2 separate regions of the Homo sapiens genome follow, and region 2 is linked to region 1. The links are chromatin contacts, found by Hi-C in ENCODE. All regions are on one chromosome and are shown on one strand. The core of a region is the stretch at or near the end of the contact, and the rest is flanking DNA. Distances in the headings are between cores, read along the strand shown. Region 1 has its middle 15 kb from the start of EPB41L4A-AS1. Region 2 overlaps STARD4-AS1 (STARD4 antisense RNA 1).

Region 1 (7,197 bases), core at 1,448-3,947:
CCTGACAAAATTATATTCAGTAGTTCGTTTAAAATAATAAGATGATGAGAATAGCCAGAACAATTCTTTTTCTATTGCTGCTGCACAAATTCACCCAGAACAATTTAGAAAAATAGTAGTGAAGGAGTATTAACTCCTTTTAAAATACTAGATATGAAATATTCTGAATTTTACAAGATAATTAAATTAGCATGGTAATTGCACAGGCATTCCCTGTCAATGAAATGGAAGATATAACTCAGAAACAGTTCTTAGTGTATGCTGGACCTTAGTCTTAAAGTAAATATCCCAAATCAGCAGAGGAGGGAGGACTTATCCAACACACATTGCTGGCAACAGTGATTTGCCATTTGGAAAAAACAAAAAAGAGATTTACTTGATATTAAAAAGCAAAATAATGTCTATGTAGTTTAAAAATTAAATGGAAAAAATCACGATAGAAAGGCTAAGTGAAAATATTTTATTGTAAAAAAAACTTACTAAACATAAAAATCAATGGCTGTTTCTCAGAGGTGGCAAGAAACTGGTTACAATGAATGATGAAGTAACAGAGACTTTTCTTCCCTTTTGAACCATGAGAAAGTGTTACCTTTCAAAACAAATATTACCTTTCAGAATAAAATGTATTTAAAAAATAAATAAAAAAATGGAATAAGAAAATAATTGGTAGTCTTGATTTGGGAAAATCTAAAACTGTTCTGTCACTAAAGTAATAATTAAAGAAAATTCCATGTATCAATTGGTAAAATTCTTATAATAAATGTAATTAAAAGAAATATAACCCTAATTTTAAAATATTCACATTTATCCATATGAACACTGGGAAATCATCAGAGCCAAAGTCAAAAAGAGACATTTCACAAAAGAGAAACATGAATTCTAAAACATATCAAAGAAACCTATGGAAACTACTTTTGTATAGTAATACTACTAAACTATATTATTATATTATATAGTAATACTATTATATTATTATATTATATAGTAATACTATTATATTATTATATTATATAGTAATACTATTATATTATTATATTATATAGTAATACTATTATATTATAGTAATACTATTTAACTCCCAATTTTCTGGTGTTTGCGTTTATTTTTTAATTTATTTTTGTTTTTTCACTCTGTCACCCAGGCTGGAGTGCAGTGGCACCATCTCAGCTCACTGCAGCCTCCACCTCCTGGGTTCATGCAATTCTCCTGCCTCAGCTTCCCAAGTAGCTGGGACTAAAGTCATGTGCCATTTTGCCCAGCTAATTTTTGTATTTTTAGTAGAGACAAGGTTTCACCACGTTGGCCAGGCTGGTCTCAAATGCTGTAATGCTGGCATTACAGGCGTGAGCCACCGCGCTAGGCCTGTTTTTATCAAAAGCCAGGTAGGCCTATATTTGGAAAGGCCTTGTCTTTTTCATTCATTTTTTTCTTATTTTGGGGGTGTAATTACCCTTAAATTTTTTTCTCTTATGGAATTTTCATTATGGATTTGCTAATCTTTTTTTTTTTTTTCTTGAGACAGAGTCTCGTTCTGTTGCCCAGGCTGGAGTGCAGTGGTGCAGTCTTGGCTTACTGCAGCCTTTGCCTCCCGGGTTCGTGATTCTACTGCCTCAGCCTCCCAAGTAGCTGAGACCACAGGCACATGCCACCACACCCGGCTAATTTTTGTACTTTTAGTAGAGAAGGGGTTTCACTATGTTGGCCAGGCTGGTCTCGAACTCCTGACCTCAGGTGATCCGCCTGCCTCGGCCTCCCAAAGTGCTGGGATTACAGGCGTGAGTCACCGCACCCGGCTCAGATTTGCTAATCTTTATGCTAAATGTGTTCACATAAAAATGATGTGATTAAATAAGGTGTGGTTTGTCTTAATTTGATAACACAGATTTTATGTAAAATCTCTTCTCCACCACCATTTTATAGATCGTACTTGAAGTGCTGACTTGTCAATGACAGAGATACTGAATAGACTGCTAAATGAATACTAATTCAAGACATTCCTGGGTCTGATGTTACTACATGTAGAAAACCACCAGGTGGCAGTACAAGCCAAGCACAAAACCCACACTAATTTAGAGCAGCACATTACACTTTACACATTACAGGATTACACTTTAATTGGAATAAATGAACAACTGAATAGTCATATTGGAGTAGAATCACCACATTTTCCAGGTGTTTTAAACCTGGTTTTTATATTTTTCATACTTGTTTTTCCAAGGTGAGGCTTTTCTTTAAATAAAAGTCTCGTCTAATTAATAGAAAAGACCTGTTAAGGTTACATCTTATGCATTCCAATTCAGACAAGTATGAAACATCTTTGAGTGGTAAGATTCCTGTACTGCAGACTCTATGTTCTAAGCTAACCAGGAGGATAAAGCTGGTGCTTCAGTCTGCAGCCAGCTTGCCAGTAGCAACGAGGGTTAAATTATTAATAGACCTTTCTTCTGTGGTTAGGCAGCTCGACTGGTCTTAATTTTTTTTTAAGTCAGGTATGATTTGGTTGCTGTGCTTAGTCACACATCTGGAAATAAATAGTTGCTAGACAAAAATAAATTTTTTATATTTTTATGACTAAATATATGTGGCATGTGTTTCATGTCCACACATTGCCAAGGATATTTTTAGAAAAATCTGTTTCCGTCAGTAACCTTGCTGTTAGCTTGATGGTGCAAGAGTCTTTGGGGAGCGCAAACAGCGTTGGAAGATCCTCTGCTCCTGTGGGACACAGAATTACTCAAACAGCACTAAACACAAAACCTGGGTTTCTAATGAGTGGGCTGTTCATGTATTAATGTTAGTATTTGGTTTTAGCCACTGAAAGAGAATTGCAGCTGTTCCATTAGAGATCTGAAGTCTGTCAAATGGGTGAGTTATATTTCTGAACTTGAAATTGAGAATATGAAACCTTCCCAGAAATCATGGTGAGCCCAAGAATGGCTGAAAGGCAGAAGTTTGAGGATCGCGATGCTTGACATTTCTAAAAAGGGGGAGTAGTAATTTCAATAAACTTTGGTCTACAATAGTGAATGTGGTCTCGATTCTGTAAGACCCTATCAGATGAATGGGTGAGTAGTCCCTAGAGGCAGTAGCACCTACTTCATGAGAAGCCAGATTGGGTTTGACACTTGTCACAGCAAACTTTTTTCTTTAACAGGGTGTCCAGACCTCCAGACCTAGAAAGGGCAGAGAACTTGGAAATCTGAGTTTGAACAAGGCACTTCAGAAGGTCTCTCATAATACACTTCTGGATGAAGTGATATTGGGGCTGGGATGTAAGTGTAATTATGTATATTGATAATTGTCTCAATAGCTATTTAATAGATTGATATCAAATGGAGGAATGTGTCTAGGGTTGTTCTTGGCCTTTTTCTTTAATTCTTTTTACAGTGATTTGGTTGAGGATGTTGTATGCACGTTTATCAAATTTGGGATGATGTGAAATTAAATAGAATAAATTAAATGGTCAAATCAAGATCCTAAGTCTTAGGCTGGTTAAACTTGGTAGTATAGCAAGAATTGTTTTAAAGAGACTACATGTAAAGGCCACTACATGTGTCCTAAAGTCAATAGCATGTATACAGGATAAGTAGCTGTGACAAATCTGAAGAAGACAGGAAATGTAGTTGGCAGTGAAGATAGTATAAATCAGTTGTGTACAATGGCTGTCAGCAGAGTTAACTTATTTTTATTTATTTATTTTGATTCATAAAAATACAAAATCTCCATCTCAAATAGCATTCATTTAGCAGTTTCTTCAGTATCTCTGTCATTGACAAGTCAGCACTTCAAGTAAGATCTCTAAAATGGTGGTGCAGAAGAGATTTTACATAAAATCTCCGTTATCAAATTAAGATGAACCACACTTTATATAACCTCACTCTGTTGCCCAGGCTGGAGTGCAGCAATGTGATCTTGGCTCACTGCAACCTCCACCTCCCAGGTTCAAGTGATTCTCCCACCTCAGCCTCCCAAGTAGCTGGGATTACAGGTTTGTGCCACCACGCCTGGCTAATTTTTGTATTTTTAGTAGGGACAGGGTTTCGCCATGTTGGCCAGGCTGGTCTCAAACTCCTGACCTCAAGTGATACGCCCACCTCGGCCTCCCAAAGTGCCGGGATTACAAGCATGAGTCACCACCACGCACAGCCAGAATTAACTTACTTTTTTTAAACAAAGTTAATGTTAACTTAGGTTTCATTGATTAAAAAGTGTGGCATGGCAAAGGAGTGAGGGGATCCCCTCCCTCTTCTCCTGCAGGCTGGACTACCCTCTTTTCAATTCTAGGTGCTATAACCTCAAGTGGGGCATGGGCACAAGATTACATATTCATACATGTGACATTTATGTCACACATTCAACTATAACAGCAGTAGCAACAATTGCAACACCCATGGCCCCAATGTCTATCACCTGGGATGTCATTGCTACTTTCACCCAATTTAGATATAAATGACCTCTAGGTTTTCTTCTATCTCTACAATCCTACGATCCAGCTCACAAAAGATATCATCTTTGAGGATTAGGTGTAAATTCAGCCATGGCCAGTAAAGCCTCTAAAATCTCTGTATCCAACCAAGACCAGGCGCGGTGGCTCATACTTGTAATCCCATCAGTTTAAGAAGTTGAGGCTGGCAGATTGCTTGGGCCCAGGAGTTCAAGACCAGCCTGGGCAACTTGGCAAAACTCATCTCTACAAAAAATTAGCTGAGTGTGGTGGCACACACCTGTAGTCCCAGCTACTTGGGAAACTGAGGTGGGAGGATCATCTAAGCCCTGGGAGGTCAAGGTTGCAGTGAGCCGTGATTGCACCACTGTACTCCAGTCTGGACAACAGGGTGAGACACTGTCTCAAAATAAATAAAATAAAATCTCAGTGTCTAGAACACCAAAAGCTCTATGAGAGTGCAATAAGAATATTTGTATGTTGGTAAAAGAATGGGAAGTTAAGTATAATAAAATGCTTTTCCTTAAAAGTACATATCTATTGGGTTGATTTCCCTCATATTCCCAGGGCTGCTCCATATCAGGGTGGTTAAAATAATTTTAAGGAATGATTATAGGGAGAAAAGTAGGCACAGAGCCCTGAATTCTGTTTCTGAAGGCAGTTTATTTTCTGCCTTAGTGGACTATAGGCTTCAAGTCCAAAGATCCAGTCCAGTGATAATAAGGGGTGAATTGGAGGGTGGCCATAGCATAATTTATTATTCCAGGCTTCTGGTAGTATTGTCTTTGGCAACTGAGCACATTTCCCCCTTCTTTTCTATGTCTTCAGTGCAGACTCTGCTTTCTCCCTGTTTATACAGGGTCAGCACATGAAGTGATGTGGACAGAGAGCCCCACCTCCTTGGCTGCTGTGGTTGGTTCAGGTATTAACACGTGACTCAAGCTGGGCCAATTGGAGCCCTTGTCTGGGACTTTTCTATATTGGAGTCAATAGGGAAAATTGCTGTTGCTTCTATGTTCCTGGCACTAGAAGAATAGCTGAGGATGGCTGACTTTATCTCTTGTAGAGAAAGCCTGTCTGCAATAGTAAGAATGAGGCCAACACAAAGAGAGACAGGGAAGATAGGGGAGAAATGGTGATATTGAGGTCTGGATCTCAGTCTGTCTGACATCAGTGCTAATGAACCACTCCTTTTAAAATTTAAGTTGATTTGTATTTGTCATTTATATCCTGACTAATACAGCCTTCAGAAAGAAATATTAGAAAAAGCACTGTCATGAACTATTACTTCATTAACATAAAAACAGATCATTTTGGTATGATGATAATAAAAGTAGCAACAATCCATTAAGAATCTACTATATGTTAGGCACTGCAGTAAGTGCATTACATATTTTTTTCATTTAATCTTCACAACAACCTATGTAGTACCTGTATCAGTTTGCTATAACTGTATGACTAACTGCCCTGAAACTGAGTGGCTTGAAACAATAATTTGTTTAACTCACAAGTCTTTGTCTTGGTTGGGTAACTGTGGTCTGGACCAGGCTCAGGTGATCATAAATGGGCTTGCTAACGAGTCTGCGGTAAGTTGGCAGATTTCTAGGACTTACTAGTCTAGGGTGGCCTCATTCATAGGTGTAGAGTTTGGTCACCTGGGCACACAAGAGTGGATATTGCCTCTCCAGCAGGCTAACCCTAGCTAGTTTCAAGCAGGTGCCAAATGAGTGAGTGGAGGCATGTGAATCCTCTCATGGCTCACTCTTGGCACTGGCACGCAACTACTTCTGAAGCATTTTCTTGGCCCAGTTTCAAGGAATGAGGAAATAGTCTCTATTCTTAATGAGAGGAACTGAAAAGTCAAGGAGAGTGGATATAGAAAGGCATGGAAACAATGGGAACACAACTATTCTATTATGAAAGGTATTATGTGCATACACTTCAAAAGTTAAGAAACTTACTCAAGGTCATAAAGCTAGAAAGCAGCAGAGACAGGATTTGGGCCTTAATCTTCTGACCGAAAATCTCATTCTCTTTCAACACTTCTTTCTAATATTGCTGATTGATCTGTGCAGTCCAGATGTCACAGTGTAATTAGTTTCTAAAATAAATCTGTTCTTAGATTACTTTTGAATGACTTCTAAGTTATTATAAAAAAGTTCTTTGTTGTAATAAAGGTATTAACTTTCCATGAGTATATTCTTGACCCACACCCATAAGCATTTTTGCTCATATTTGTATCCACAATAAAATGAAGTTCATATTTTCATCTTGTAGCACAGTATCATTTGAATTACCAGATGCTATTTTAGAAGACTAGCTAAAATAACTTGCAGTACCTAGGAAGTTCTTAAATGGTGCTTACAGGAACTTGACTTCAGACAAATGGGAAGCCAGAAGATGGTGAATGAAAGGATCTATACACTAAAAAGAAAGCTGTCGACAGACAGAAGAAAGAGAGCTGCAGGACAGTGGAACTCCATCCCGTGGGATTCGAAGGAGAGGAGTAGTGGTAAGTGGCTATTATTTAAGTTGAGGAGTCTTAGAACCTAGTGTATAAGGCTCTGTGCATATCCCAGAGCCAGCCTTCTCCAAAGAAACTCAAAAGGGTAAAATATGGGGAAGAGAGACAAGGCACAGAGAGTCTGGTATTGCTCCTTAAGCAAATGCCCCACATTGTGCTTCTACAAAAATAATTCGGCTCAAATCCTCCTTTCATGTCTCACTTGGAAGTCTGAGTGTTACATTTATTC
Region 2 (7,524 bases), core at 3,064-5,563, 500 kb after region 1:
CTCTCGAATTGTGCCTGCACTTGTTATCAGAATAGGACAAAGCCCAAGAAACCAGAAGATGTATCAAAGGTACTTCAGATCCTGAGGTAGAAATGGGGGCTGTGCCTCCTAGTATATTGCTAATAATACTGCTGGTCTAATTCCCCAGTCATTCTCTTTATAATCCTAGGGGTAAAATGCTGTTGGGTTGGGCTACAGGAAGGCTGAGGTCTGAGGAAAAGTGCTTCTCACGCATTCTCCTTATCTGCTCTCCATTCAACCATCTGAGGGGACTTTGCAATCTTAGAGAAAAAGGAATTTTTTTAATCCTTTCATGATTTCATTTCTGTCCTTGCCAGAGGGATAACTGAGAATTTTGTCAAGGCCACAGCTGCACGGGGTTGTCTCAGGTCAGTCAGAAAGACTGATCCACCCCTTAGAGTGAGACTAAATAAAACTGTAAAGTTAATAGGGTTGCGTGTTTCACAAAGATCCCTGAGAAGACTTAGGTCACCCAGGGCTACCTGACCACAGTGAGCTCCACGTGTGGACTTGACCTGGGATTCCCTTACAGCCAGGGCAAAGAACAAAATACCCCAAGAGAGGTGTTCTTTCTGTGATCTACAAGTGGGTGTCTGCGTTTCTGCTCTTAGTTTCCATTTAAAATTTCATTATTTGGCTTTTATGGGATGATAGATGTGATTCCGATTCTTGCTTCAACTATTTCTGGAGTAATAGGTGATTAAATTGCACACTTTTTTCTTCTAAGCCCTAAGAGGTGTTTGAAACTAACGTTGTGAGGAGAGAACGAACTACCAGTACCCTCTCAGCCAGCTGGAATCCTCCACATGGCTTCTTGGCTGGGACCTTCATTCAACTAGACCCTCAATACTCTCTCTCCCCAGGCTTTTCTTCACTGAGTCCTACCTTTGTGTATGTGTTTCCTGTGCCCCTTCAGCACTCATGGACTCATTTTTATCATAGTATTGTGCATAATTTCATTTCCTACATAGGTTATTCTAAATATATGCCTTCTCTTAAGTCATCTAGAACTTAATAGAGTTTTTCTTCAACCGAGCAGCAGTTCTGGAGTCATCTATTTTGTTATGACAATGTCTGGGTCTCCCCTATACCTCAAATTACCCTCTCTTTGCATATGCACTTGCCTTTTGTTTGTAGAGGTGTCAGGACGTGGTGATATGTGCATAATGCTCACACTATCATGGCATGTAACTTCCTGAGGATCAGCAGATGGGTGGTCTGAGAAGAGTAGAAAAGCTAACTTCCTGACTTAATTCTCTTATGTCCTCCACTTTCTATAATCAGTTTTTGCAACTGCTACATTATCAATACATGAATTTAATAATATAACCTGCTAACCTGCATTTACTTATAGAAATAATAAACTTAGAGAAGATAAATATAGGTTTCTGAAAGGCTAGGTGTTATTTCACAGGCTCCTTTCAATTTCTTTCTACCCTTAGAATCTACTGCAATATTCTGCACAGAGACTGCTAGCTAACTTCCATTATCTATGCTTTGCTTCTTGGCCATAGGAGACCACATCTTTAGCTGGGTGTGTAACTACCTAGCAAAAGGCACAATTTTTCAGCCTTTCTTGCAGCCCTCTTAGCTGTCATTAAGTTTCAGCCAATGAGATGTAGATATAATGGTTAAATGGAGTTCCAGGGAAAAATCCCTTAATGGAGAGTCTCCTTCATTTGTTCCCCAGTCTATAAATGTGATTTGGAGGCTTTGGGGGGCTTTTAGGGACAGAAGCCACAGTTAGGGATGATAAAACAGAGACATGGAAGGATCTTGGGTTCCTGACAACTCAGTGGAGCCACCTTATCAGTTCTGGACTGCCTACTTTTGTATTCTGTTTGTGTGAGAGAGAAATAAGAGACATCAATCTTGTTTAAGTCACTGTTGTTCTGAATTTGTCTGTTACATGCAGTTGATACTAATCCTAACTTACACAATCTACCATCTGCTTGATACCATTGATATAGAGATTAGTGGATGTGTATAAGTATTTTCAATCTATGGCTTTAGAGATAAAATGGTAAGTGTAATGACTGATTACAAGAGCTAAAGTAATTGCCAAAATTCAGGGGAATAATAAAGCTTAGAACTGTCAACTTTATATTCTGTCTTGCCCTTTCTGTCAAGTGTAGGATTATTAAAGTCATTACCTCAGAAAAAATGTCCACTGCTATCCAGTCTGTAGCCTCACATCCCTCATTTCCAACCTTGCACCCTTCTTAGTACACACAAAATGAAATTGTTTGCCAACTGTACTCAGTAAAGATTAGAGCACTTTTGCAAACAAAGTTTGGTTCCTGGACTTGAACTAAAGAAATGAACTATGGTTTACGTGAACAATTACTGGGGTGCAGAAAGGATGTTTGTTCAAATAAGAAATGAAGTTAGGAAAGAACAAGCCCAGAGTGTTGTTTATTATCATCATGTAATGAGAACGCTTCATTGTTTTCCAATTAGATACAAAAAATGTTAAACTTTGTTTTTAGCCATAGTTGTTTGAATAATGGATACTAAACTTACCAGAATGTCAGAGAGGAAAAGAGAAGAAAACAGAGGCTGTTTTACTTATTTGAAAAGAGGTAAATAAAACAAGAGGCATACTGTTCTCTGAGTATGACCTGCTACTTAGAGAGTCATGTTGTTCTCTATGTATGACCTGCTATCCAATCCACTTCTCCTTTTTTATTTACACAGACTTGGAATTAGAAACATTACACAGATCAGTGTATCTACTTAAAATAAAAAGTATAGAAAGAAGATATTGTGTAAGGAATGTCTGACTCCTTCTTAGTAATATTGACAGCATGGAAACATGTTAATTCTCTTGAGTCCAGTTGTCCCCAAATGGTGTTTTTCTCATTTCAAGCATATGATGGTGCCATATGATTGGCAAATACTCTCTGCTAAAACTGAAAATCTATAAAGAACTAAGTAAGCACGGAAAGAGCTTGGAATATCCTATTTCTGGAGTGAAATGCATCTGTGAATTATAATAGCTGCTAGTTTCATGATCCTTCACTCCTAATCCAGTTCCCAATATTGTTGAAAGAATTGTCACAACACATCACCTTTCTATCTCAGACCACTGAATTTTTCATATCATTATCAAGTTATACTCATTCAACTCTTCTTTCCCACTTTGGAGAGATGGGGTACGATTAGAATGAAAACCAAAGTACAGCCAACTACTGGTTATGTGAGAAGACTTAACCATGAGTAAGAAGTAGTAAGACTTTTCCACCCAAGTTTTGGTCTTTTTAGTCCAGCCGATGTTAACAATTATCATTACTTGGCCAGTGCCCAATCATGACTCCAAATTAGATACCTGCACCTTACCTGGTCGTGGCCACACAAGTTATTCCACACCAACATATGTAACAGGAGCAATAATTACCCTAGGTAACACACAGTGCTACTCAGCACTCAGTAGGCACTCTTCCAAGCTATATATGAGTATTAGCTCACTTAGTCTTTACAACAACTCTGAGATTCTGTTATAATCCTGTTTCAGAGACATGCCAACTGAAGCAAGAGATTAAATAATTTGCTCAAGCTCACCCAGCTACTAAATGATACACCATGGGTAGAGTGTCTTCAAGTTTCTAACCACTGCACACACTGCTTCTCTAGTACAGTAAATATAATAAGAAAAGCAAATTAGGAAACATTCAAGTAAAACTCAATCTCATCCTGCTTGGAGCCTATCTCTTTTCAATCTGCAGGAGTATTAGTAATTGACTAACTGTTGTCCCAGGTAATGATTCTACAAGGAATACTAACGACATCCCTGGGTATATATTCTACCCAGAAACTTTGCTTAGTGAAAGTAAATGTGAGTCATGCATTTAGAATTATGTCATTCTCAGACTAGTATCTTTCTAAGTCTCTGCTCCACCCCAAGTTCAGGCTTTTGAAGGCATGTTAGTGTTTATCATTCTCTGGAAATACTCCCATCCTCTCCAAATATTGCTGTGTGGACATGCCAAATGGATTCATCTGCTCTTTATATGCATTCCCTAGACACTGTACACTAATAACTCAAGGAAATGGTCTGTCATCTTTCTCAAAGCAAAAAAAAGCCTTTGCCTCTGGTTTTTCAATCCCTTGTCCTTTCTTATTTCACTATTTTTATAAATTATTAACATTTGACTTCTTTCTTAGGTAGGAGAAATAAACGAAATTAGGCTTGTTTGTTTTTATATGGGAATAGTAGTTATTTAAGCCTAATAAATCACCAGCCTGATGAATCAGGACCTGGGAACCAGCCTGACTTGAGAGTCATGCATTAAACATAGCCTCCGGGGAACCTATCTATGAAGAAGCTGTATCTGATTCTCTCTTTTGCTTCATAGATTGTTAGACTCAGGGATCTTTTTTTTTTTTTGAGATGGAGTCTTGCTCTGTCGCCAGGCTGGAGTGCAGTGGTGCAATCTTGGTTCACTGCAACCTCTGCCTCCCAGGTTCAAGTGATTCTCCTGCCTCAGCCTCCTGAGTAGCTGGGACTACAGGCACCCGCCACCATGCCTAAGTAATTTTTGTATTTTTAGTAGAGACAAGGTTTCACCATGTTGGCCAGGATTGTGGTCTCGATCTCCTGACCTCGTGATCCACCTGCCTCAGCCTCCCAAAATGCTGGGATTACAGGCATGAGCCACCGCGCCCGGCCGGATTGTCTATAACATAGAATCTATGTTAATATTTTTATTTCCAAATGGGGATAGTAAAGCCCAGGCAGTCTGAGTGACTTGTCTAAGGTCATATAAGTTTTGGCAAAGCCAGGACTGGACCTATGTCCCAGAGCCTTCTTCTGGTAATCTTGCCATTTCAACACATTTTCTCTCTGGGTGGGTGTATTAGTTTGTTCTCATGCTGCTATAAGGACATACCCACGACTGGATAATTTATAAAGGAAAGTGGTTTAATTGGCTCACAGTTCTGCATGGCTAGGGAAGCCTCAGGAAACTTAACAATCATAGTGGAAGGAGAAGCATGCATGTCCTTCTTCACATGGAGCAGGAAGGAGAAGTGCCAAGCAAGGGGGAAAAGCCCCTTGTAAAACCATCAGATCTCATGGGAACTCACTATCATGACAGCAGCATGGGGAACCACCTGCATGATTAAATTACTTCCCACCAAGTCCCTCCCATAACACATGAGGATTATGGGAACTACAGTTCAAGATGATATTTGGGTGGAGACACAGCCAAAAAATATTACTGTCCCCCCGACCCCTCCCAAATCTCATGTCCTCACTTTTCAAAACACAATCATGCCTTTCTAACAGTCCCCCAAAATCTTTGCTAATTCCAGCATTAACCCAAAAGTTCAAGTCCATAGTTTCATCTGAGACAAGGCAAGTCCCTTCTGCCTAGGAGCCTATAAAATCAAAAGCAAGTTAGTTACTTGCCAGATACAATAGAGGTATAGGCATTGGGTAAATACACCCGTTCCAAATGGGAGAAATTGGCCAAAACAAAGGGGCTACAGTCCCCATGCAAGTCTGAAATCCAATAGGGCAGTCATTAAACCCTAAAGTTCCAAAATGATCTCCTTTGACTTTATGTCCCACATCTAGGTCACACTAATGCAAGAGGTGGGCTCCTACAGCCTTGGGAAGCTCCATCTCTGTGGCTTTGCAGGATATAGTGCCCTTCTGGCTGCTTTCACAGGATAGTGTTGAGTGTCTGTGGCTTTTCCAGGAGCATGGTGTGAGCTGTCAGTGGATCTACCATTCTGGGGTCTAGAGGACGGTGGCCCTTTTCTCACTGCTCCACTAGGCAGTAGCCCAGTGGGGACTCTGTGTGAGAGCTCTGACTCCACATTTCCCTTCCACACTACCCTAGCAGAGAGGTTCTCCATAAGGGCTCCACCCCTGCAGCAACCTTCTGCCTGGATATCCAGGCATTTCCACACATCCTCTGAAATCTAGGCAGAGGTTCCCAAACCAGAATTCTTGACTTCTGTGTACCCACAGGCTCAACACCACGTGGAAGCTGCCAAGGTTTGGGGCTTGCACCCTTGAAGCCATGGCCCAGGCTCTACCTTTGCCCCTTTTACCCATGGCTGGAGCTGAAGTGGCTGGGACACAGGGCACCATGTTCTGAGGCTGCACAGAGAAGGGGGGCCCTGGACCTGGCCCAGGAAACCATTTTTTCCTCCTAGGCCTGTGATCCTGTGATGGGGGTCCACCGTGAAGGTCTCTGACATACCTTGGAGACATTATCCCCATTGTCTTGGTGATTAACATTAGATTCCTAGTTACTTATGCAAATTTCTGCAGCCGGCTTGAATTCTCCCCAGAAAATGGTTTTTTCTTTTCTATTGCATCATCAGGCTGTAATTTTTCCAAACTTTTATGCTCTGCTTCCCCCTGAATGCTTTGGTGCTTAGAAATTTCTCCTGCCAGATACCCTAAATCATCTCTTTTGAGTTCAAAAGTTCCACAGATCTCTAAAGCAGGGGCAAAATACTGCCAGTCTCTTTGCATAGCAAGAGTAACCTTTACGCCAGTTCCCAAGAAGTTCCTCATCTCCATCTGAGTCCACCTCAGCCTGGACTTTATTGTCCATATCACTATCAGCATTTGGGTCAAAGCCATTCAACAAGTCTCTAGGAAGTTCTAAACTTTTCCCACATCTTCCTGTCTTTTTATGAGCCCTCCAAGCTGTTCCAACCTCTACCTGACACTCAGTTCCAAAGTTGCTTCCAAATTTTCAGGTATCTTTTTAGCAGCACCCCACTCACTGTGGTATGAATTTACTGTATTATTTCATACTCATGCTGCTATAGGGACATATCTGAGACTGGGTAATTTAGAAGGGAAAGAGGTTTAATTGACTCACAGTTCTGCATGGCTAGGGAGGCCTCAGGAAACTTACCATCATGGCAGAAGGGGAAGCAAACACCTCCTTCTTCACATGGTGGCAGGAAGGAGAAGTGCCGAGTAAAGTGAGAAAAACCCCTTATAAAACTATCAGATCTCATGAAACCTAACTCACTATCAAGAGAACTGCATGGGGGACTGCCCTGATGATTCAATTACCTCCCACTGGGTCCCTCCCATGGCATGTGGAGATTATGGGAAACTACAATTCAAGAACAGATTTGGGTTGGGACACAGCCAAACCATATCATTGAGTGAGGGACACAGAGAAGGCCTCTTTTAAAATGTGCAAGAGATGAAGGATAAGAACTTATCATGTTATATGGCTCAGGATCTCATGTTCAACTTTTAGGAGTTAAGACAGGCATTTACTATCATTCTCCCAGGAGCTGCTTTAGGTTCTAAACTTGTAGGTTTTCTAGAATCCCCAGGAGGCAGGGTGAGTGAGGAGCACTGGGAGAAATACACAGCATGTTACTGTGCATCATGGCTTCACTATAGAGACACAGTCATAAAATATGTTGTCTTTTCTCTACAAGTCTCAATTATCTTACCTTTTTGTAGCAGCATTAATTCTAGCTCAACTCTGGTTCTTTTTAAAGCACTCTAGCTTCTGA

What was found. A loop is a pair of places that touch in the nucleus more often than their neighbours do. Pooled maps may share reads with other maps.
Region 2: a map of IMR-90 shows a loop between it and region 1 (4-fold over the local background). The contact joins two enhancer-like sites. A Hi-C loop is called at or near these places in 2 of 168 maps with a recorded cell type or tissue (IMR-90 and ascending aorta) and 2 of 50 pooled maps.

Annotation. Positions count from the first base shown.
Region 1 is chr5:112,141,956-112,149,152 of GRCh38, reverse strand. It overlaps a transcript of EPB41L4A not described here. Among named protein-coding and RNA genes, the nearest start is that of EPB41L4A-AS1, 15 kb to the left of the region's middle. Within about 2 kb of position 2,697, at least 5 of the 41 ENCODE cell types and tissues checked have a DNase peak (open chromatin) inside an H3K27ac peak, as active enhancers do.
Region 2 is chr5:111,638,485-111,646,008 of GRCh38, reverse strand. All of the region lies in intron 1 of STARD4-AS1 (STARD4 antisense RNA 1), which reads right to left. Among named protein-coding and RNA genes, the nearest start is that of NREP, 110 kb to the left of the region's middle. Within about 2 kb of position 4,313, at least 2 of the 41 ENCODE cell types and tissues checked have a DNase peak (open chromatin) inside an H3K27ac peak, as active enhancers do.